3 separate regions of the Homo sapiens genome follow, and regions 2 and 3 are each linked to region 1. The links are chromatin loops, found by intact Hi-C in ENCODE. Cell type or tissue: OCI-LY7. All regions are shown on one strand. Links, peaks and the distances in the headings refer to the core of each region. The heading gives the core; the rest is flanking DNA. Region 1 has its middle 410 kb from the start of KIF16B. Region 2 overlaps MACROD2 (mono-ADP ribosylhydrolase 2). Region 3 overlaps MACROD2 (mono-ADP ribosylhydrolase 2).

The links. A loop is a pair of places that touch in the nucleus more often than their neighbours do. Peaks named below come from ENCODE experiments on the same cell type or tissue, not always from the same donor. Only the 100,000 strongest peaks of a DNase experiment are listed, where the experiment ranks them.
Region 2: it touches region 1 in a loop (4-fold over the local background); 2 of 110 quality-filtered maps call a loop at or near these places.
Region 3: a loop joins it to region 1, with 7 times the contacts of the local background. A loop is called at or near these places in 2 of 110 quality-filtered maps.

What each region holds. Positions count from the first base shown.
Region 1 is chr20:16,155,415-16,163,643 of GRCh38, reverse strand. No RefSeq gene overlaps it. Among named protein-coding and RNA genes, the nearest start is that of KIF16B, 410 kb to the left of the region's middle. In OCI-LY7, for the core only: CTCF peaks have their summits at 4,418 and 4,620; DNase peaks (open chromatin) are centred at 4,453 and 4,803; H3K4me3 peaks cover 923 bases; H3K27ac peaks cover 1,721 bases.
Region 2 is chr20:16,040,461-16,048,689 of GRCh38, reverse strand. MACROD2 (mono-ADP ribosylhydrolase 2) reads right to left here. Exons shown (of 18, transcript NM_001351661.2): 16 at 7,412-7,489; 17 at 4,051-4,119. Among named protein-coding and RNA genes, the nearest start is that of KIF16B, 530 kb to the left of the region's middle. In OCI-LY7, for the core only: CTCF peaks have their summits at 3,837 and 4,052; a DNase peak (open chromatin) is centred at 5,769; H3K4me3 peaks cover 1,397 bases; H3K27ac peaks cover 3,877 bases.
Region 3 is chr20:15,934,234-15,942,462 of GRCh38, reverse strand. It overlaps MACROD2 (mono-ADP ribosylhydrolase 2), which reads right to left. Exons shown (of 18, transcript NM_001351661.2): 12 at 4,919-4,987. All of the region lies in intron 1 of LOC613266 (a long non-coding RNA gene), which reads left to right. Among named protein-coding and RNA genes, the nearest start is that of KIF16B, 640 kb to the left of the region's middle. In OCI-LY7, for the core only: no CTCF peak of the experiment used is centred there; a DNase peak (open chromatin) is centred at 5,082; H3K27ac peaks cover 873 bases.

The sequences.
Region 1 (8,229 bases), core at 2,200-7,199:
TTAGCAAATGTAGCCGGGCATGGTAGTTCATGCCTGTAATCCCAGCACTTTTGGAGGCTGAGGAGGGCAGATTACTTGAGGTCAGGAGTTCAAGACCAGCCTGACCAACGCAGTGAAACCCCATCTCTACTAAAAATACAAAAATTAGCCAGATGTGGTAGTGCATGCCAGTAGTCCCAGCTACTCAGGAGGCTGAGGCACAAGAATCACTTGAACCCAGGAGGCAGAGGTTGCAGTGAGCTTAGATCTTACCACTGTACTCCAGCCTGGGTGACAGAGCGAGACTCTGTCACAAAAAAAAAAAACTATGTATATATAAATTGATTCATGCATGGCACAATCATATGATACGGCAATTGTAGCCATTAAAATTATGTTTTCAAATAAAATAAAAAGAGAAGGAGCAATATGTCAATGGCTTATAAAGTTGGAAAACACTACAGATAGTATGAAGAACTTCTAAATATATGTCACAGTTTGAAGGAACTTGGCATTATGAATGACTTTTCTCTTCTGCTTATCTGTATGTATGATATTTTTACAATAAGCATATGCTGCTTTTGAAATAAGGAAAAAGTTAATCAGATAAGAGAAAGAAAGAATTTGGAAAGATGAAAACATCTGCATTAATTTCAAAAGACCAAGAAAGTGTTTTGGGTCAAGCCATGAAGGGAGCTAGACCCTGCTGACTTTCTTGAGCCTGAGGGGCTTTGGTGGGTGGGCAGACTAAGGGGCACCGTGAAGCTGGAAGGGACCTTTGAATCTTCATGCACAGGCCTTGACTTTGGAGAGGAGGAAATTAAATGGAGGGTAACTTGTGCAGGGTCACACATCTAGTTAGTGGAAAAGTTCAGCCAGGATCATAGGCTCTTAGTCTCTAGCTAAGATGGTTTCTTCTCCACCTGCTGTCATCAGCTGTAAACTGACAAGCATCAGTTGCCTGTGCTTTTACATGAAGGACTGACACATTTCTACTTCAAGTAGGCGTCTTCCCTGCAGCATCGTAGCTGAGAGCTCTTGGATGCTTCTGGCTTAGGAAAGGAGGATGTGATTTTATGGAAGTTGAACTGGGTGTTGTGATAAACTTAGCAGTCACTGGTCATATCCAATGACAGGTGACAATTTTATTCTGAAATAAGTTGAACTCCAGAGTGAAGAATGGGAAAGATGATAATGACAATGTGCTTCCTCCTTTAAGGGGAAAATGAGAAACACTCAGCTTTAGGGGTAGGTGGGGAGAAGAACCCACACTTCAAATGTTGCATTTCTAAGAGTCTATGGGGGGGTCAGATGGTGCTAGTACATCTAAAGGCAGCTTAGAATGAACATATCATCCCTGTCCCCAACATATTTTCCTCTCTGTGTTACCAGACACATGCTTTATAGATCCCTGAAAAGAGCACAAGATTCAAATATTTTGTCATCAATATTCTCTATTTTTGCCTTCAATTTCTATCCCATTAGAGATAAAAGTCTCATACAGTTGCTTCTGGCTAATTGCATCTCATTTATTTATTTGTTAATCTTTTAATAAAGAGGTGCTGCCCGAGGCAAGTGCAGATGAAAATGGTAATTTATTGTTTGGGTCAGGGAGGTTGGCTAAAGAAATCCGGAAAGAGCATAAACACTCATAACCTGGACTCAGTAATTCAGTGAATTTTCTGGATAAGACCATTGCCAAAAATACTTCCAAGGAGTTGGATTGTGGAGCATAGAGATCTACTGCTATAATGGACAAGGTTAAAGGTTGATTTCTTTCCCCATACAATTTTAATTCAGCTAGAACTAACACTTTATAGATTGCTTTCATAGATTTTTCTGGGGGGCTATTTTCAAAGAAGTCAAAGAATAGTTGGTTGTTGTTTTTATTTTTCAATAAAGCTAAGGCCCAGTTGATATGATGTAGTTTTTTCTAAATCTTAGACAGCATCTTTCTGCCTATTCTGTTGCTCAGATGTTGTCGTCTGTAGGAAAATAAAATGCCCCCCCTTCCTTTCACTCTTCCTCCTTCCTTATCGAATGCCTTCTAGGCATCCAGACAATCCATAGATTTGTTTCTATTCCTACATAAACTTACGAGAGTAATTGTGATTCTTCTTAATAAGGGTGGTGCAACCTATGTACCAGATGTTCAGAGAGGTTAGGTTCTTATCCAAAGACATCAGCTACTAAATGACTGAGGTGGGAATGAAATCCATGATCAATATGGATGTTTTGCATCCTGGGGGTCAGGGACTAGGCTATTTTGGTAGGTAGGAGTAAGGTACCCACAACAGACAAGAAGGTCCCAGGGAGAACTTTGGGTGATTCAGGTTACAGGATGGGGACCCTCTTTAAATGAGAAGAGATTCCTTTCTGTAGAGAGAACCTCAGAGATGCCTGTGACCCCAGGGGCTATCTGGACAGACATTGGTGAGGCCATCACAGCAGAGTACTCACTGTGCCCCTGGCAGTGTAGAAAGTTCCACAGTGTATTGCTTCATGTGGAGATCGTCTAGAATCCAAACCTTTGTGACCCTAAAGTATCAATTAATAAAAAATAAAAAGTTTTCAGACAAGTTGGCTAAATGTCCTTAAAGTGTTGAAATGGACATAAAATAGCAAAAGACACCACAAGGACAGATTTACAGAAGAGTGGAAATTTGATATTTAAAATATAAAGATAATTCAGAAGTGCCCTAGGCAAATGTGCTTAAAAATTATTAAAAAGCCAAGTAGATTTCAGAAAAAGATAGATAATGGAAAGGATTCAGAGAAGGATTAAATGTTGGATAACTTAATCATTAGACAACTAATTATTAGCAAACTAGCTTTAAGAATGAGCTCAAGTCCCGAAAGATTCCCTGGGTATTGGTCATGATCACGGCCAATACTCTGTCGGACTTCAAGTGATGATCAAATATTGCAAGATGATGATAAAGTCTTTAGAGATTCTATTGTTATGTGGGGAAATATCCGAATACCAGGATAATGAGCATAACTGTTACTTTTAGGTGGATGGTTTTTCTTGCTACAATTCCAGGGCAGGAGGGCTTATGTATTTGAGAAAAAAAAAGCAGTGTATTTTCCCCCAAATAGGAGAGTCATGTACTGAGCAGAGGGATGTAAAAGAGGTGAATGAATGTTATAGGACCATTGAGGCAGCAAGAGAGATGGGATGATGCTTAGCAGCTGCAGAGTGAGAAACTCTGGGAAGAAAAAGAGATGTCTAAAGATGAATTTTCAAAAGAATTCTATGACCTTGGTAATGCCCTTGTGCTACCCCTTTAAGGAAATCTAGAATAAAGAACGATTATTCTTCAAGTTTTAAAAGGCAGAGTTTTATTATTGTTGTTGCTGGATGCAAAGACAGGCCTCAAGTTTGCCTAGTTATAGTCAGGTTAGGATCTTTTAATTACTCTCCCTTTTAATGTCCAGAGCACTTATGAGTGAGAAGTGCCAGGAGAATTATTTATATTCTTTTGGGTAATATAAATGGGTAATTTATATTCATATTATAACCAGTAATGGGATTGTTGGGTCAAATGGTATTTCTGGTTCCAAATCTTTGAGGAATCACCACACTGACTTCCACAATGGTTGAACTAACTTACCCAAATGTCCATCAATGATAGACTGGATAAAGAAAATGTGGTACATATACACCATGGAATACTATACAGCCATAAAAAGGAATGAGATCATGTCCTTTGCAGGGACATGGATGAAGCTGGAAGCCATTATCCTCAGCAAACTAACACAGGAACAGAAAACCAAACACCGCATTTTCTCACTTAAAAGTGGGAGCTGAACAATGAGAACACATGGACACAGGGAGGGGAACAAACAACATTGGAGCCCGTTTGGGGAGGTAGGGAGAGCACTAGCTAAAAGAGCTAATGCATGCTAGGCTTAATACCTAGGTGATGGGTTGATAGGTGTAGCAAACCACCATGGCACACGTTTACCTGTGTGACAAACTTGGACATCCGGCACATGTACACCAGAACTTAAAAAAATTTTTAAAAAAAGTGCCAGGACAGCACATACAATGTGTTTCCAAATACCTTTGAATGGGAATGTGTCTGTGAACTGCTTCGTGCCACGACAACTACAAACCAGAGTACATAAACTGCTGGCTTGCTGATGTGCTATTTGAGCACTTTATGATTTTTTCTTAATTGAACCAAAAGATGAAGATCTGGAGATTTCACATTAAAATTGGATTTCAATGTCCAGTGAAAAACTGAAAGCTGTGGGAATAACTGGACCTGAGAAGTGGCTGTCCCCTAGCAGTGGGACATGTGCTCTCCAGCCAGCCACAGGCTCTAGATTCTTACTGCATTACCAGGCCTGTGTCATTCTTGATGCTCTGCCCCTGCAGGATCGACACTAAATTAGGCGCCTTGGGCACCAGGCACCTGGGCCTGTCTATTAATCATCATCACCAGGCAAAGCAGATGCTGAGGATGAAGCAAAAAATGCCTTCTTCTGAGGTTATTAGAGAATGAGGGAGAAACAAGGACTCCCCTGAATTAAACTTGAGTCTGGCAGTTTTGTACTGTGGCTGTAGGGGGAGAAGGAAGTGGGTGTGCTTGGGGGTTGTGGGAGGAAGCAGGTTTTGTGAAGTATAAAGCTCTCTGGAAGGGAATGATGAAGTGGGTTACAGCTAGGAAATAAAGATATATAAATATTTGATACAGAGTTCCAAAGCAGCAAGTAGGACGAGGACAGGACAATAAATAAAGATAAAAAAAGAGAAAGATGCTCTTGAAATGTATGCAAATCAAGCTTACCCAGTGTGAAAATGAGAAGTGATACACGAGGCTAAGAGTGCTGCGCATTGAATTTAAAATTTTCCTTGGGTATTTATGAGAACTGAGACACCTTGCCTAAATTTAGGCTGGAGGCTCCTCCAAGTATTGCTTCTTTTGCCTTTTGTGAGTCACAGCAGAAGGCTGGATAGGGGTGGAATTAGAGGAGCAGCAAACCCATTGTTGGCATCCTCTGCTGAAGAAAGCGGTAAGTTCCCTGGAGGCACCGACTCCCACGGGACAGTGTGCCTCTGCAGCTGGTGCAGCTGAGTGATTAGCTCAGCAGGACCTTGAATCCTGTTCCAACTTACCAAACAGAGTGAAAGTCCCTCTGCAGTCAGGAAACATTTCCAAGAGCCCAGCCTGTATGGAAGCAAGCCTCTCGAGAGCCAGTCCCCAAGGAGAAAGCATTTTCCTGTAGGACGCTTGGGCTCTCAGGCTGTCAAGAGTAGGGGGAACAGAGTTCTATGTTTAATCACTTGGGTACTGGAGAAATCATTTTGAGAAGAACTTGTGAAGGTCACAACCACTTAATTAAAGGAAGAAACTGCTCAGATGACCTTACTACATGCAGAAGGAATGCAGGTGAATTGAGATGGGTATAATTACAACTGCTGTCACTTCTATTATTTTAGCTCTCTGAGGAAAAAGAAGAGGAAGGTTAAATGTAATTTGGTTAAATATGGCTTCCGACTATCTACGGGGGGGCAGAAAAAAGCCTCTTAATTCTCTTAAATAATCCACGACTGAAACTGTCCCAAGTCTTGCTATGCCGAAACCTCAGTTGAGAGAATGACAGAGAAGGAATTATTTAATTTATATATTTACCCACTCACTTCTTTGAACTTTGTACTTCCTGAGGTCATACCACTTCTTCCTGCATCCAATCCACTGAGCCCTGCAGATCTTACCCTCTAAATATCTCCAAATGTGTTTACTTTCTCTCCTGCCCAGTGTTGTCAGCATATTCCTCTGCACTTAATCTATACTTCACACCTCAACTATTGTACTCTTTTCAAACTGAAAATCTGTCCCTTGAAATCCCTCAAGAACTTCTAATGGCTGTTTGGATAAAATTAGATAAAAATAAAACTCCCTAACATGCCCTACAGCCTTGCTACTTAAAGTGTGGTCCCTACACAAGCAATATGGGCATCTCTGGGGAACTTGTTAAGAATGGAGATATCAGTGCTTGCATTTTCACAAGATCTCCAGGTAATTCATAGGTATGTTAAAGTTTGGGAAATACTTACTGCAAGGCTCTGTGTTCTTCAGCAGCAACCTACCTGTTTAGCAAACCTGCACATTTGTGGGTCCCTGGGTAAGAATAGACATGGAGGCCCATATGCCCTATGCCTAAATATTTAAAAATAATAAATCAATCTAGCTGTTAAGATATATTCCATCCTTCTATCTTGACAAATATAACTTCACAATGATCTGGAGAGCCAGATTTCCTTAAGAATTCCTGGAATCCTTGTAGTTTCACACCACAACTTACCAAAGAAGCCTTAATCATGAATAGACATTCTACTTACCCATTCAACATTTGCCCACAGCTCATCACTTCTCAGGCCCAAGGGTACCTACCAAGTAGGATGGTCAATGTTTAGGAGGATTGAGCTGAGAAAGGGGTCACTCAGGCTTTGGAAGCAGGGTAGGGATACTTTGAAGAAGGAATTCTGTGTATCTTGTACCTGGAGAATGTTCTAGAAAGAGGGAAGCATGGACTCTAGAAAGAGGGAAGCATGAGAAGGCATCATCTCTTTAGCTCCAGAAGTTTCTTGCCACAGGGAGAGAAATGCGGCCGGTTGAAAGCCAGTGTGTGTTTGAGACCTCTCCTACGTAGGTTGAAGGCCATGGCTATTCTCTAAACTTTTCTTGAGTTGTAGCCTTCATCTCATGGCGACACAGGCATCCTGGTCTTTTTTTAGCCCCTCATCCTCACTCATTTTCTCTTTCTCTCTCAATGTAGGACCTTTGCATTTGTTCATCTTTCTAACCAGATATGTGTTTGCTCTTCAAGTTGTAGGCTTAATGCCACACATCCTAGAAATATCAGCTCAAGCATGCTTTTACAAAGGGAAGGCTTTCACAGCCTCTCTGATGAAGCCAAGTTTTCTAATTTTAGATTTGTATAATAACCTGTGTGGCACTTGTTACATGCATTTCTTATTTATCAATCTATTTATTTAATGCCCACTTTACCTACCAGAACATAAGCTCCGTTAGGGTAAGAACCATGATTGGCTTTGCTTTAGCATTGAGGACAGAGCTTTAACACATAACATGCGCCTGTAATCCCAGCACTTTGGGAGGCTGAGGCGGGTGGATCACCTGAGGTCAGGAGTTTGAGACCAGCCTGGCCAACATGGTGTAACCCCGTCTCTACTAAAAATACAAAAATTAGCTGGGCATGGTGGCAGGCACCTCTAATCCCAGCTACTCAGGAGCCTAAGGCAGGAGAATCGCTTGAACCCAGGAGGCGGAGGTTGCAGTGAGCCAAGATCATGCCATTGCCCCCCAGCCTGGGCAACAAGAGCGAGACTCCATCTCAAAAAAATTAAAAAAAAAACAACTAACAAACAACATGTGCTAATATGTATTTGCGGAATGATTTAATGAATGAAGATGGGATTCTTTTGACAGTGAGAATAACTAAACAGAATATGCAAGGTTTCCATGATTAAGCAGGAAAGTTTTCTTCTGTACTTCATATGGGCAAGGTCCAGTGGGTTATATAAAGCTCTGTGTTGTTGTCCAGAATGTGTGAGGTGACCTTTTGACAATGTGCAAAATGCATATAGGGTCTTGCTCTGTTTATTTCAGAAAATACCACTTTTTTCTTTTAAAGAAAGCCCTGTTCTCTGAAATTTCCCATTATTTTATCATTTTGCTTTGGAAATGTACTGTCTGCATTTTTACTAGATCCAGGTGTGGAGAAAAACAATTCCCTACATTCTTATATCTTGCAGTTTGTTTAAATTGATGTGATTTAAACTATTCACATTTTTAAGACTTTTTTTAGAGCAGTTGTAGGCTTGCAGCAAAATTGAGAGGAAGGTATAGAGATTTCCCATATACCTATGCCTAGGTATATATGCATGTATAGCTTCATACTCTAGCCATGTATAAGTAAATACACATCCATAGCCTCCCCCATTATGAACATCCTCCACTAGAGTGGTACATTTGTTACAAGCAGTGAACCAACATTGACACATTATCATCCAAAGTCCATAGTTTAAGGTTTATTCTTGGATGTACTTTCTATTCTAACCCATAGGAGTTTAGACAAATGAATAATGACAAATATCCACAAATATAGTATTATACAGTGTGTTTTTCTGTTCTAAAAATGCTCTGTTATTCTTTTATTCATCTGCCCCACAACCCCTGACAGCCACTGATATTTTTTACTGTCTCCATAGTTTTG
Region 2 (8,229 bases), core at 2,129-7,128, 110 kb after region 1:
CTCCACATCCTCTGTAACATTTGGTGGTGTTAACTTTATAATTCAATACTAGTGGGATCGTGGTGGGATTTCCTTGTGGTTCTGTATTTTATATCTGCGGTCCCTGGTTTTCAGTAATCTCAGTCCAAATTAAGTTAAACCTGGAGATGCTTGGTGGGTATCAATCAAATACACAGCCCTACACTGCCTAGTCTCCTTGTAGAACTCTTATTGAACTTAACATGTCTTGGTTATTCTCTTCTTCTCCTTCATGTCTCTTCACGTGTCTTTGATACTACTACATTTTAATTTGTTTTTTCTATTGTCGTTAATTATTTAGTGTTGCTCTTTTCTTATTGTTTTAGGTCTGCTTTTATTTGTTTTGTCATTCAAATGTAGTTATTTTATAAAATCTTCAAAATTTCCTACTCTCTTAACGTTCTCATAGTGCTAATTGTCCTGTAATTTTACCTACTGACTCTCACTCAAAATGGATCATTTCCTTGTGTGTTCTGTAAGTCTTAAAACTATGAATTCAACTTCAGAATTTGTTTTTCTTTTGCAGAAATTCCATGGGGTAGTTTCATATTTCCATTTGCCACATACACCAGGAATCACACTGGTCTGTAATCAATTATTAAGTTCATTTTTCAATTTGTTTATTACTGCATGACTTTGGATCACATAAAATTATGTTTCAAACTCACAGTGTATTTGCGGTTTCTATCTATCTTGGGAGCCTTTTTCTCTCCCCATGCAGTACCTGGCGCAGATCCAAGTCTTTCTATTAATTTCTTGAGCTAGAAGTCCTAGATTTATTTATGCAGAGGTATCAGTTCCAACTCCTTACGTTGAATGGTTCAAGGTCCAAGGTGGGCATTAAAATGCAAGACTGTGGCCATAAGGCCTGTCTCTGTATCAACAATCTAAAGCCCCAAATTTAGTGGCTTATAACATGAGTGATTCACTATTTCTCATGATTTTACCATCTGGCCTGGACTGAGCAGGACAGTTCATCTGCTTGAGGGTGGTACCTGCTGGGGCCAGAACATCTGAAAGGGATTCTCATTTTCTAGGACTTTTCTCCATGTGACCTCCTTCATTCTATAGGATAACCTGGGCTTCTTCCAAGGTGTCTGGATTCCAGGCAACGAGCATTACGAGAGTGCAAAAACGGAAGTTACAAGCCTCTTAAAGCTCAACCTAGAAGCCACACTCAGTCTGCCATGTTTCTCCAGAACCAAAGGTTCAGATTCCATAACCATCATTACTGCCCTCAAATACTTGTTGGAAAACATTTACATTTGGAAAGTGTTCCACTGATGCATTTAACCCTCTCCCTGTTGTATCCTTATGCTATCCCTGATTTTTTACAATTACAAATTATACAACGCCAAACATTCTTGTATTATGTCTTTGAGCTCTCTAATTCTATTTCACTGTATTTCTTTAATTTCCTTGAAGGTATGATTCATGGAGCAAGGGTTCCTTCTTTCTGTCAAACGACCAGATCATCTTAACAAACCCTTCTGTGTAAATATTGCTGTGGGAGTCAGTGACGTTGCACAAATCATTCATTCTGCCTCTGTGACAACTGTGTCCAGAAACTTGCTATTGCTTAGGGAGCAGAATTTTGAATTGGAGTATTTAAATTTCCATTTATTAGCCAGGTGACCCTGTGCATGTCACTTCTCCTTCCTGGAATTTAGTTTCCTTAAACTAATTTTGGACTTTAAGTTTTGATACCTGGCCTTTAATCCCAGCACTTTGGGAGGCCGAGGCAAGTAGATCACTTGAGATCAGGAATTCAAGACCAGCCTGGCCAACATGGTGAAACCCTATCTCTATTAAAAATACAAAAAATTAGCCAGTTGTGGTGGTACGCGACTGTAATCCCAGCTACTCAGGAGGCAGAGGCATGAGAATCCCTTGAAACAGGGAGGTGAAGTTTGCAGTAAGCCAAGATCGTGCCACTACACTGTAGCCCGGGTGACAGAGTGAGACTCTGTCTCAAAAAAAAAAAAAAAAAAAAAAAGTTTTGACACCTGATTCATTTGGGTTAACATATGAGTTCATTTTTATTTTCAAGAAAAATATCATTTTGATATTAACCAAGAAAAACAGACTAATCCTGGCACTTCATCTGGACACTGGTCACACAGGAAAGAAATAATGTCTGTAAGAAAAAAGTCTAGACAAGAAGCCTATAGTTTATTGGCAGCAAAAGGGTAAAAGGAAAGGAAACACTGAGGAGCTTGCATTTAAATTGTTCAAGTTTAGTCTCATTTCATTACTTTTTAATGGAAACTCCTCAACCGTATCATTTCTGCAGCTTAGCAGGGTATTTTAAATATATAAAGAAAGTAAAAAAAAAAAGGAGAAATGTTTATAAGAACATGTTTGTATGAGCTTATACTTTTTAGCAGTCTTATGCTATACATGCATTACACAGATACCATTACATTTAGTTTTATAGGATATTCAAGACCATACAGGAATAAGACATGTACTCTTTCACACATTCCCATATTTTATTCTTCCATGATGCTGGAGCACAAGAGTGGTAAAGCCAAGCCTCTTAGGAAAGTGTAGAGAACCATCAAGAACATGCAGTGAGTGCAAGGAGGTACAGGGGGCAAGGGTGTCAACACATTATTTGTGCCTTACACTAGATGACCCATGATTCATTTATTCCATAGGTTTTTTTCTTTTTTTTTTAACAACTAAATATTTTAAACCAGAACTTGGAACAGTTATAACATCAAGCATAATTTCCTTCTTCTAATTCTTCTCATCAGCCCTCAGGGTATGGAAGAGGATTATAGACCACTCAGGTAGCAGTGTAAAGGAGGCTTAGCATGACTAGCTCCATTTTGCTCCCCGCTGCCCCCGTCCAGTGATATCTTTTAGGTTGATTGCTTTTGCTCATCTCTTCATGCAGGGTGAGCTAACTACGGCAGGAATTTACTTTATAGTTCAACTTTAAAGCAAAGATGACAATAGTTCCTTCCCAAAACTAACCACCGAAGAGATAAAGACAGTATGCACACAAGTAACAACATTATGTTAAAGATTTATAGGAGCAATGTGACCTGACCAAGGGCAAAGACGTTTCACAACTCCCCCTTGAACCCTTGCTGCAGTCCAGATGTCTGTCACCTCTTGATCTCAACCACCTCTCTGTTCCTTTTCCTCAAAGAGAAAAGGAGCCTAAAATTCTATAAATTTAGGGTGATTCTTTAGGACATTAATTTGCCATCTTCTTGGTTTGCTGGCTCTTGGAATAAAGTCATTTTCCTTGCCTCAACACGTTGTCTCTTGATGTATTGGCTGCCATGAAGCAAGCAGTACTGGCTTTGGACTCAGTTACACTCATCATTCTAAATATATTTTAGTCTCTACTGAGAGATTTAGAATGTTGGTCTGGAAAAACTCCTAAACATGATCTGGACCAGGCTTTTTATTTTCCTGGGAGTTCCCTGAAGCTCATTCAACGTAACAAACCCAGGCTTTTTATTTTCCTGGGAGTTCCCTGAAGCTCATTCAACATAACAAACCTTTGTGCAGACGCACGGGTCCACAGGTAGTGGTGTGAAAAAAACAGGACCTAAGGCAGGCTTGTTTCTGTCCAAACACACTCATATTCCTTTATACAAACTCCAGGGCAAAGATTGAGTGTTATGCTTAAAGACAGATATACCAAGCAACTCAGCAGGTAGCTTCTAGAAAAGCAATGCTTCAGAATCAGCTTGGAGTTTCTGAAATAATTTGACCACTCCAGGAGGCCAGGGGGTGAGATGGATGGAGACATTTTTTACTTGTCAAAGCACAGAAAACCAGGGTATACATGATTTGAATGTGCTGTAGCTCATCTTTTCCTCTTCAAGATGGCAAGCTTCTAGGGGTGATCGTTTCCCCTTACGCTGTGTTATTTGGTTTAAAGATTTTCAAGGTTTATCCCAAGCCATGCTGTGGGGACTTGGCAAAACCAAGGGAAATCCAGTATGTCATTTGCAAATAGTTCTTATGGCTGGTTGATCATTGAAAATCTCACCACAAGGGGCATCTTACCTATTAGTTGATCTTCTTGTTGACTCTCTGTTGGGTCATTTACCTTGTCAACCTGACTATTCATTTCAACTGTCACCAGAAAAAAAAAAAAAGTTAAATATTCATTAAACCTAAATCTCTGAGACACATTAAAATGACCCATGATTTGATACTTTCCTGATTTCCTATTTGATGCCTCTTTTCCATTTGTTTTCATTCATTCAAGATTTGGGGACTATTCTTGTAGATTTTTACTGGTGGGGGTAGAGGATATACCTCAGACGCCCCCTTCAAATCTTATGTTGAAATGTAATCCCTAATGTTGGAGGTGGGGCCTGGTGAGAGGTGATTGGATTGCAGGGATGTATCCTTCATGAATGGTTTAGTGCCATCTTCTTAGTGATGAGTGAGCTCATATGAGATCTGGTTGTTTAAAAGTGTGTGACACGTTGCTTCTAGTCTTGCTTCTAGTCTGGCCATGTGAGTTGCATACTCCCCCTTCCTCTCCCGCCATGATTGTAAGCTTCCTGAGTTCCTCATCAGAAGCAGATGCTGGCACCCTGCTTCCTGTAAAGCCTGCAGAACCATGAGACAAACCTCTTTTCTTTCTAAATTATCCAGTCTTGGGTATTTCTTTATAGCAACACAAAAAAGGCCTAACCCATTGTGGGAGGGCAGGATTGCCTCTTCCCTCAACTGAAACTGAGTCGTCACTTCAGACCAGATTTTTGGGTTGACAGTTTGGATGTACATATTATGATTCTTGGATAAATGCAAAGGCTTTAATAGATATCTAAGAAAATAAAGAGAGAAGGCAAAGCAAAGCACATCACTGACATGCAGAGAGGTAAGCAGCTTGCTCCAAAATGTCAATATCAGGCCTGTTTGGTTTGCCATACTTTCAATTTCGAATTCAAAACAGACCTTGTAGACTTGCCGACGGCTGCTGTAGTGGCAGTGAGCGGCCATGAAATTAAAAAGCCGACCATCTAACCAGATCCCGTAGTTGTGATAAAACGTGTGCTTTTACCTGACTCAGTGTATTCTATGTGAGCATTTGAATAAAAATAGAATGCATGATTACTGCCATTCTCCAGAAGTAACCCAGAGCAGGCATAGCACTCACTCTAAATTTTCCAAGGGTCAGTAGGTTTAATTAGATTGATATTTTCTCAAGCATCAAAGTCCACATTATAAGCTGAGAAAATCAGTATACAAATAGACAATGGCCAGATCATATATAATGATAGAATTCTGATGTAAAACCTCTGCAGAAGCTAGCCTAGGCAACCAAAACACAGTCTCTGCAGCAATTGACTCAGAATGGTCAGGACTTGGTCAGTGACTGTCAGCGTCCCTATTTTTTACCTCTGCTTCCAACTTGGGACCAACCAGGGAAGGCCAAATGTATTCCCTAATACAATCACTTAAGGTGCCCCACTTCTAGTTAGCCATGTCCAGCTTCTCTAGGCCAACAACCTCCAATCAGAGCATGCTTGAAGTATTCTCTTTTTCTAACCTATAAAGGGGGGTTTCCCATCCCCTGCCCGCCTTTGAGCCTGCCAAACACAAGTGATAATGGCCACCCTTGTTATAGTTACCTTTGAATAAGTAACCACTGTTTGTTCTCATTTGGGCAGTTTTCATTTATTTGCACAAAACCAACAGCCTGTATCTCCTTTTTCACAAACATGAAATTAGTGTAAAGTAGTGGCAGATGCTGATTTTCACACTTCAAAGAGGCTTGAAAGAGAGAATGACTTTATATGGCATCCACTGAACTCTCTCCCAATAAGGAAGGTTTTAAAAGCAGGTCTCAGTGTTCTCACCTGCAAACTGCCCTGAGTTTCTAATGATGTGTGAACTCATTTTAAACCCCATAAATAAACTGGCCCCAGATGCAGCAACCCTATGTAAGTATAAGCATTCATCCACCGTCCATCCTGCTCTGCAAAGTTATTGTGAGTTCACCCTTCTCAGTGTGGGAGTGTGCAGGATAAAATACAGGAGAGTATTCCTTTTCTGTTTCTTCTTCCAACCAAGGGATACTAGTTCTAAAACCTACTAATAAATGGTACAATAAAAAGCATCCCATCACCAAATAAGTTTGGGAAAAGCAACTTTAAATCTTGTTAAACATGTCTCTTTACCTCTGAGACTTCTGAGGGCCTGCAATCCTCTGCTGTGTATGGTGAATCTCTAAGTGAGGACTAAAACTCCGTATTTCACATTTACTTCTCTTTTATTCATGGGCCTGATAGTCCTCAGAACATGATTTGTAAATAACTAGTTAAGAACCATGTCTGTAGCATCACAACCAAGCTGAAGCAGGTTTAGTTCAACTGCTCATAACTAACAAGCAGTGGCTCTTAAGGGATGGGTCTGGGGCTTAAAAACATTGTTCTCACAGGCAATGCATGCCCATGAGTAAAAAGCCAATTTGGGCAATATAAGCCGATGGGCTTATAATTAAGGAAGGCAATTCAGGTGATGATAAGCCGGTGGGAACAAGGAATACCTGGTATAGGAAATTCTATTTAAAACTATAAATAACATCCACCATTGGCTAAATTTTTTCCAAGGTCATTATCAACTCAAAGTAATTTGTTTTTTTCCTTTGGCTAAAATAACCCAAATGGCAAGATACTTAAATGACTGACCACCTAACCAATTCTGGTTCTCCTAAACTCTATGGGCCAGTGGAATCAAATACTTATTACATTAGGTAGGCTTAAATAGTTGTTTCTCTAATGTAAGTAATGGTATTTCAAAGGGCCCTTAGCATCTTTGTGCAGGGGAAAAGGGATATTAATATTCCTGAGGCTCAGACTCTTTAGATGCCTACAAAATTAGATGTAAGTTTTTAAAGGTTGTTTGAAAATTTATTTTTAAGGTGCTTTTAAAGACTCACTATGTTTTTAACCAAGGCAATGGATGTGATACAGTGGAGTGAAGTGATGAAGGTACAAGAACAATCTTAGCCCACACCAAAGGTAGGGCTCTCCCGAATGCTGAGTGGAGCAGGGTAACAGGAGGCTAAGTAGGCTAAGTACCTTTTGCAGAAGTAAGTAATGCTTCCATAAAGTTCACTAGATAGACTTCAGTTCAGTTTAGTCTTGAAAGTATCTATTGAGTCCTCAGTATTATAAGATATGATTAAACCAGGACATATGCTGTTTTAAAACAGCTAGAAACAGGTTTTTTTTTTAAATAAGAGGTTGCCATTTTTATTAGTTTGTAGCACAAAATTGTTTTTGAAATTTACTGTGTTCTAACCAAATATGTTGCTTTATAGAACAGATAGTTCCCTTAATCCTAGATTACACATAGAAAATATGCCAGATTTGTAGTTTCCATGGGCTCCAATAGCTCAGAACCTTACCATCAGGACCTGGAGTATTTTCTAGGTCACTGGAGCCTTCACTTTTCCCAGGCATCCTAGGTGTGTCCTCGCCTGGAGCTGGAAGAGAAAAAGACCACAGTCCCTGATGAATAGAGAATTATAACAGCCTGAGGGCCAATCATTTCTGTCACCCTCCATTGCCCTTTTAAATTCAAAAATACTCCTGGGATTCAACTTCTTTTGCAGAAAAGGTTAAAAGAGGAAACAGAGGGTTGAGTTGCTTGAATACTTTTGTGTGGCCTTCTAAGTTCTCTTTAATTTGTGAGATGATCACATATATACATATATAGTTTCTCAAATTAGAAATCTGGTAGCATGACAGCAGGAAAAGTTGATTTCCTCAGAACAACCTACAGTTTAAATTTAGGGAAGTGTGTCTGTATGCATGGGTGGGTGTGAGAGAGAGTTTATGTAGTTTAACCTTAGAAGAAGAAAAAGAGAAAATGAATTTTGCCTTAGGCATGACTGAAAGCTGAAAGATTCATTCTCCTGGTAGTGAGAGTTTTTGTTGTTGTTGTTGTTTGTTTTTTAAACAGAAACAAATGGTTTAGTTGTTTCCTTAGGAGACCTCTGATGCTGCCATTTCGGATTGCTGAGAATTTAGTCGTCAGTAGATTTCCTTTGTGACTGGCCTCTATTTGCACAGCTTCACAAGGTGCTTCGATAAGATGCTTCAATGTAGTAAAGGAATTGTGTTTCATATTGTAAAAACATTTCCAGGTATTCAAAAGGACAATCATTTCTTGCTTCTTAGTTAAATCTCTCTTAAGTTTTTATAACTTGAAGAGCAAGGACAT
Region 3 (8,229 bases), core at 2,032-7,031, 220 kb after region 1:
CTCAAAATGCCTACCAACCCACAAATCTTTTCCCAGGCCAGCTTTACCTTGGAGTTAATTTCAATTCAATCCTGGTTGCCAAATCTTTGGCATGCATTCCGGATGAATTATTCATCAGCATTCTTCCTGCTAGTATCTCATGCTCCCAGCTCAACTCCTGCCCACCCTATGGCTTTAATGGCTCATTGGGAACAGGTGTCATCAGTGTGTAGCTCACAATCTAGCTCTTGATCCATGAGCCAGTCAGTTGCATCTCCTTCTGTTGGCAGCTGGCACAGTTAGCAAGTACATGGGGGTAAGCAGGCAGCAAACATGGGTTCCTGGTTCCCAGTGGAAAATATGTCTAGAACATTAAAACAAAACTGCTGGCAAAGAGGACACCTGCACTACAATACTTCCTTTTGAAATTCTTCAACTTTCCCATGACTGTTCGAATTTTTTAAATATCTGGTCTCCAAAGTGACATTAGCCATCTTATTTTTTATTTGTTTGTTTTCAATACTTTCACCCTAGAAGATGCTAATTTCCTGTGGAAACCAAGGTTGTAACAAATGTAAAGCCAGCCCACTAACAAGCAAAGCTGGAAATAACTGAATGAGCCTCAAAATCCTTGGGAGTTTTATTAGAAAGAGAAAAAAAGACCTGTCCATAATATCAGTGATTCTAAAGCCCAAGAAGATGCTTGGTCAGGATCAAAGTCTGAAAACGAACTCAAGAGAGCAAGGGCTTCTTCAGGACATTTGATCAGCAAAAATGTTCTGCCACTTAAATTGGAGAGTGTAATGAGCATTTCTATAAGCAATCTTATAACTGCAGAGCTCTAAAATAGCCCAGATGTCACTGAGAAGAGATATTTCTGCATGAAAGCTAATAATGGAGAATGTTTGAAATGAATCCTCCACGCATATGACTGCCTTTTAACCTTATCTTGACCTCAATCTTGAAGGATTTCAACGGATTTTTTTTTTCTAAGCTAGGTATCTATCAGTCAAGATGATAGTTCCATAAGCATTAGACACTTGTTCTAAGCTGGTCTAAGCTCTGAACTGATAATCAATTAAAAACAGTGGTTTTCTATACATGCTATTTCAGAAGAAAAAGGCAAAAATCATACCCTAGGCATTCTGTTTTTAATTGAAAGAAGCTTGCATACTAGTGTGGATTTCAAAACATTTCTATTTTCCCTAAGTAAATAGGTTAATAGATATTAATGGCTTATTTCAGTAATACTCATAAAACTTCACATTTAGTCTTACATAGGAACTGCATTTGTGATACATGACAGAACTCCTTCATGGAGTTACCATCATTAAAAGTTTTATGTTAAAAAAAATCCTAAAAGTATTCCAAAACATGGATCCTGGCATAAGCAATTAATGGTGTGAGTTCCTAAAAGCATCAAGAAACATCACAAACAGTGTGCTTCTGTGAAGGTGTGATATCTCCAAATTAAACAACTCAACAGGAAAAATCCCAGCCTGAAACATGGTCACATTCAAATTAAATTATCCCTCTTTCATGTTTCTTAAACTCTGCCACTCAACTTCATGACACTTTAAAATTTTTATCACAAACTAAATGATTGGTATGTCCAAAATTTTTGCTTAAGGTGAACACCACTTTCTGTCTTTTCGCTCTGATCACATTTGATCACATTTATTTGTCTCTCTAAGATGACCTAGGGTTTCCTATCAGAGCCTATGTGGGTATTTGACATCAGTTATATTTTTAGATACACTATGTCTTAAAAAACAGTTAATGTACTCTAACTGAAAAATACTTTTTCACTAAAATATGCTAATCATCATCTGAGCCTTCAGCAACTTGTAATCTTTCTCCTGGTTAGGGTCTTGCCTCAATGTTGATAGCCACTACTGGCCATTCAATGTTGACGGCCACCACTTGGTTGCTCAAGGTTGAGGTAGCTGTGGTAATTTATTAAAATAAGACAGTGATGAAGTTTGCCACAATAATTGTCTCTTCCTTTCACAGAAGATTTCTCTGTGGCATGCAATGCTGTTTGATGGCATTTTACCCACAGTAGAAATTATCTTAAAATTGAACTCAGGCCAGGCGCAGTGGTGCTTGCCTGTAATCCCAGCACTTTGGGAGGCCAAGGCGGGTGGATCACCTGAGGTCAGGATTTCGCAACCAGCCTGAATAACATGGTGAAACCCCGTCTCTACTTAAAAAAAAAAAAAAAGAAGAGCCAGGTGTGGTGGTGCATGCATGTAATCTGAGCTACCTGGGAGGCTGAGACAGAATTGCTTACACCTGGGAGGCGGAGGTTGCAGTGAGCCAAGATCGCACCATTGCACTCCAGCCTGGGCAACAAGAGTGAAACTCCATCTCAAAAACAAACAAAAAATTGAACTCAATACTCTCAAACCTGCTGTCTTCACCAGGAGCAGATTCCATCTCAAGAAACCACTTTTTTTTCTTAATAAATAAGATGCAACTTCTCATTTGTTCAAGTTCCTCATGAGATTACAGTTCAGTTACATCTTCAGTCTCCACTTCTAGTTCTCTTGACATTTCTACCACATCTTTAGTTACTTCCTCCAGTGAAGTCTTGAACCACTCACAGTCATCCATGAGGGTTGGAATCACCTTCTTTCAAACCCTTGTTAACGTTGATATTTTGGCCTTCTCTCAGGAATATTCTTAATGTCATCTAGAATAGTAAACCCTTTCCATATTTTCAGTTTATTTTGCCCAGCTTCATTACAGGATGACATCACTATCTATGGCAGTTACAGTCTTAGAAAATATATTTCTTAAATAGAAAGACTTGAAAATCAAAATTACTCCCTGATACATTGGCTGCACACTAGATGTGTTAGCAGGCATGAAAACAACATTATGTTCCTTGTACATCTTTGTCGGAACTCTCGGAAGACCAGGTGCATTGTCAATATGCAGTAATATTTTGAATCATTTTTTTTGAGCAGTAGGTCTCAACAGTGGGCTTAAAATATTCAGTAAACAATGCTATAAAGAGACATGCTATAATACAGACTTTGTTGTGCCATTTACAGAGCACAGGTGGGGTAGACTTCGCCTAATTGTTAAGAGCACTAGGATTCTTGGAATAGTAAATGAGCATTGTCTTCAACTTAAAGTTGCCAGCTGCATTAGCCCCTAACAAGAGAGCCAGCCTGTCCTTTGAAGCCAGGCATTGACTTCTCCTCTCTAGCTATGAAAATGCTAAATGGCCTCATCATCCAATAGAAGGCTGTTTTGTCTACATTGAAAATCTGTTGCTTAGTGTAGCCACCTTGATCAGTGATTTTAGCTAGATCTTCTTGATAACTTGCTGCAGCTTTTACATCAGTACTTGCTGCTTCACCTTGCACATTAATGTAATGGAAACAGCTTGTTTCCTTAAACCTCATGAATCAGCCTCTGCTAACGTCCAACTTTCCTTTTGCAGCTTTCTCACTTCTCTCAGCATTAGTAGAATTGAAGAGGGCTAGTACCTTGCTCTGGACTAGGCTCTGGCTTAAGGGAATGTTATGGCTGGTTTGATCTTCTGTCCAGACCATTAAAACTTTCTCCTTATCAGCAATAAGGCTGTTTCAGTTTCTTATCATTCATGTGTCCACTGGAGTAGCACTTTTAATTTCCTTCAAGAACATTTCCTTTGCATTCACAACTAGGCACAAGAGGCCTAGATTTCAGCCTATCTCAGATTTCAACATACCTACCTTCCTCATTAAGCTTAAACATAGCTAGCTTTTGATTTAAAGTGTGATTTAGTATGCAACTCTTCCTATCACATGAACACATAGAGGCCATTGTAGGTCTATTAATTGGCCTAATTTCAATATTGTTGTGTTTTAGGGATAGGGAGGCCCGAGAAAAGGGGACAGACAGGGGAATAGTGGGTCAGTGGAGTAGTCAGAACCACATTTACTAAATAAGTCCACTATCTTATATGGGCACAGTACATAGCACCCCAAAACAATTATAATAGTAACACCAAAGATCACTGATCACTGATCACCATTACAGACAGAATAATAGTAAAAAGGTTTGAAATATTGTGAGAATTATCAAAGTGTGACACAGGGACATGAAATGAGCACATGCTGTTGGAAAGATGGTGCCGACAGACTTGCTTGATGCAGGGTTCCCACAAAACTTCAATTTGTAAAAAATGTAATATTTTCAAAGCACAGTAAAATGAAGGGCAAGAAAACAAGGTAAGCCTATATTACTTTTCCATCTGGGGACTTGCCAATGAACCAGGAGAGAGAGAAGAAAAAGCACTATTTTGTTTTCCTTTAGATATATATTTTTTTAATTGTAGCATCCCCAGATCAATGTCTCCCTACTTCTTCCTTCCTCAAACTGTCTCCTAGAAAAGTAAATTGTTTTTTTTTTTTTACTTTTTCTGGAAATACTTGGGTCAGAAACATTTTCTCATAGTAACTTCTGACAGAATGGAGAATGATGCTCTTGCCAAAGATTCATTTCTAAGGATGCCTTTCAAACATTTCTTTTTTGAAAAATGGTGCTCCCTGGTTGGTGGTCCTCAAATGCCACTCTTTCAAACCTTTTCCTGATGAGTGGCTGTAAAGAGCAGAACTGATTAATTCTGGTGTTTTAAATAAACATCTCTAAACATAATTTCTCTGATCATTCTCTCATTTCATAAACAGTTATTTTCCAAAGGAACAAATGTAAATGTTATATATACATATATACACACATATATATATATATATATAAATTTTCTATACAGGCTAGGTATGCAATAAAAGAGAGTAGGTGGTGTAGTCAATTATATTGGAAACAGAGACACTTAAGAAAACCTAGTTATATTTGACTTGCTGCTTCATTTTTCCATGTAAACAAGCCCAAACAGTCTCTTTTAAGAGTCTGCAATTATTAGATATAGTTAGTAGCCTCATACCTTCATCTTTACAGTCTTCAACTGCCTCTTCTGAAGCAGGGCCGGGCACAGTGACAGTGTTGACACCATCTATAAAGCAGAAAAGAAACACTGCCTCAGAGTTCATCCTTCCGGAAGTCCAGCTGTGGCTTTCCTGCCCTGCACCTCCCTCCACTCTCCACCAAAGAAAGCATGAGCCTGCCGCATGCTTGAATACACTGAATGCTCTTTGAAGGGGCTAGTGGTTTGGGACTCTCTTTTATAATTAGTGAAACAGGAACCTTCAGTTAAGTCAGAGACCAATGGGCTACAATCTATTTCTTAGTGAAGAATGCCACTTGTTGCTAGTAGTATCCTTTGGCATTTTGTTTCTTCCTCATCCCTCAAAGGATGGTATATTATTTTTCTTGATAACAGATTGTGAAAGAAAGTATATCCTTGCAAGTTCCTACAAAGTGCTTTTATGTGCATGTTTCTAAAGTTTGTTTTTTTCTTAGCACAGCACTTCTGCTCCATTATGCCAGGCTGTCAAACTGCAGGGAGCAGCTCTGATGGCTGTCAGCACAGAGGCCTGGAAGAAGGGGAGCATTCGGCACAGGTCACCAGAAGCCACCAGGAACTTTCATGTCACCCAAGAACAGAATGGGAAAATGGGGACTAAGGACATGGAACTCTCTGTTCCCCTCACAGCAACAATGAACTACATTAGAGTAGACCTTTCTCTCCTCAGTGTCATCAGCCCCTAGTGACTCTAGTCATGTTTGGCCTCCACGATAACAGCTAACTAGCCTACTCCCTCCCATTCAAACAGTAAATCTAGACAGGCAGGATTACTAAAATCATTTGCAATGTTTAATACCTGATAACTGGAAAATGAATATATATATATATATACACACATATACACATTATGGACAAAAGATGGGCTAGAAAATATGTGATTTGTGATTTGATTCCAAATGTGTGTCAGTTTTCATGCATATATGAGTTATCTTTAGTTCTATGACCCTGTTACTATAGAAAAAAGTATTTATAGTGTGCACATGTGTATATATAGAGTATATATATAGTTCATATGTATAAATATACTATATATAAATTATAGAGTATATATAGTATACATATACATATATAGTATATATATAGTTTTTCATATAGTAGCAGAAAATATGTATAGCTATATACTTATATATAATAGCGATATATAGTTACGTACATAGTTATATATACATATTCCGATACTACATGAAAAACTATATATATACACACACACATTACATATGTGTGTATATATATACACACACATTACATATGCATATATATACTACATGGACTCTATAGTTTATATATAGTATATTTATACATATATGGTATATTTATACATATAAACTATATATATAGTACATATGCACACATACATATTCATAGTTTTTTATGTAGTAGCAGGGTCGGGGAACTAAAGATAACTCATATATGCATGAAAACTAACACATATTTGGAAGCAAATCACAAATCACTTATTTTCTAGCCTATCTTTTGTCCATGATGCATGTACTATTACTTGCAGGTCAGGTGTCCTTTGGAACAGAATTCTCTGTCACTATCTCATCATTTAGATCTCATTTTAACTATCACTTCCTCAGAGAGTCCGTCCCAAACCCAGACAATGGAAATTTGCCTTCTGGGCATTCCTTCTATGTTTCCTTATTTCTCAGCAAAGCATTTATCACTATTGATGTTATCATTTTTATTTGTTTATTGTTTGGAACCCCCACCAGAATATAAATTTCAAAGAAACAGAGATGTTGTTTTTATTGGTTGTTGGTTTATTCTTCAGTGCCTGGAATGGTGCCTATGACACAATGAACCCTTGATATGTATTTGTTAAATTTTTTGGAAGAATATTATCTACAACTTTGATCTGATTTGATCATGACAACAGTCAAAACTGCTGGATTACAGTGTTTTAAGATTGTGTTTTTTCATGACGTGTAAGAGGCCTGCAGAGCTATATAATCAAAATTGAAGCTGGAAATTATATTGAATGAAAAGAAGATACTTTTATTTTGGAAAAATACCAGCAGGTCAAAAGAGCTTTAACGACCCATAACCACATCTTCGATTTCTCTGAGCTCTGATTAGGGAGGATAAGAAATGAGCAGTGTGAACGTAACTATGTGTGTTGACACTGGCCAGGATTATAGGTGGACTCTGCCATTGGCCTCTGTGCCGGCCGGCGAGCTCACTTGGAAAAGTAAGGGGAGTCACTCAGGGATGCATTTAGGACCCTTCTTCACATTGAGAAGTGCCCCTATTGTGGTGATAACGCTATCAGATTCAAGGGCTGGAGAAGAGGGCTGACATTCTACCACTCCCTCCTCACAGGCAAAAGGATCTCAAATCTACAAACTACTTGTTCTCAACTGGTTAAAGGGAAAAGATGAATAAATCAAACACAGGCAAATGTGAGTGCATGCATACATGTGTATGTGAGTGCATGCATACGTGTGTGTGAGTGTGCGTGTGTACATGTATGTACAGGGATGGAAACAATCTTTTTCGATAAGGACACTTTGGGCCTGGGTGTGGTGGCTCGTGCCTGTAATCACAGCACTTTGGGAGGCTTAGGCGGGCAGATCACTTGAGATCAGGAATTCGAGACCAACATGGTGAAACCCTGTCTCTACTAAAAATAAAAAAATTATCCAGGCATGGTGGTGCGTGCCTGTAGTCCCAGCTACTTGGGAGGCTGAGGCACGAAAATCTCTTGAACACAGGAGGCAGAGGTTGCAGTGAACCGAGATTGCACCACTGCACTCCAGCCTGGGTGACAGAGCAAGACTCCATCTCAAAAAAACAAAACAAAACAAAACAAAAAACAAAAAACAAACAAAAAAAACAGTTTGGGACACGATAGTGAGTGAATAAAACCTTTGAAACCTCAACAGTCACAGAATGGCCTCAGCTGTCAGCAGTTTGTTGACTAATACTTGTCAGCCCCAAACAATAAAAACAGTGACAGCTTTTCACTCATCTGCTATGGAGCAGAATGTGTGGGTTGGGGGTGGGGGAGGGTTGGATAACAACAGTTTTCTGCATCAGAAATTCATTTCATTGCAAGGACTATCTTGCAGCAAAGGACGCCGGCCGACCCAGTCACAGGTACACAAAGTCCTTGCTGCCTTGCTTCAGTGCTTTCTCTGATTGGCCTTCTTCAGTTCCGTCTTCCAGGTTAATAATAAAAGCTTCCAGATCCCTAGCAAAATCTCCAAGGTTAATGTAAGAAGTTTACAGTGAAAAACTTATCACACTACCTGGTTTAATTCCAAGAG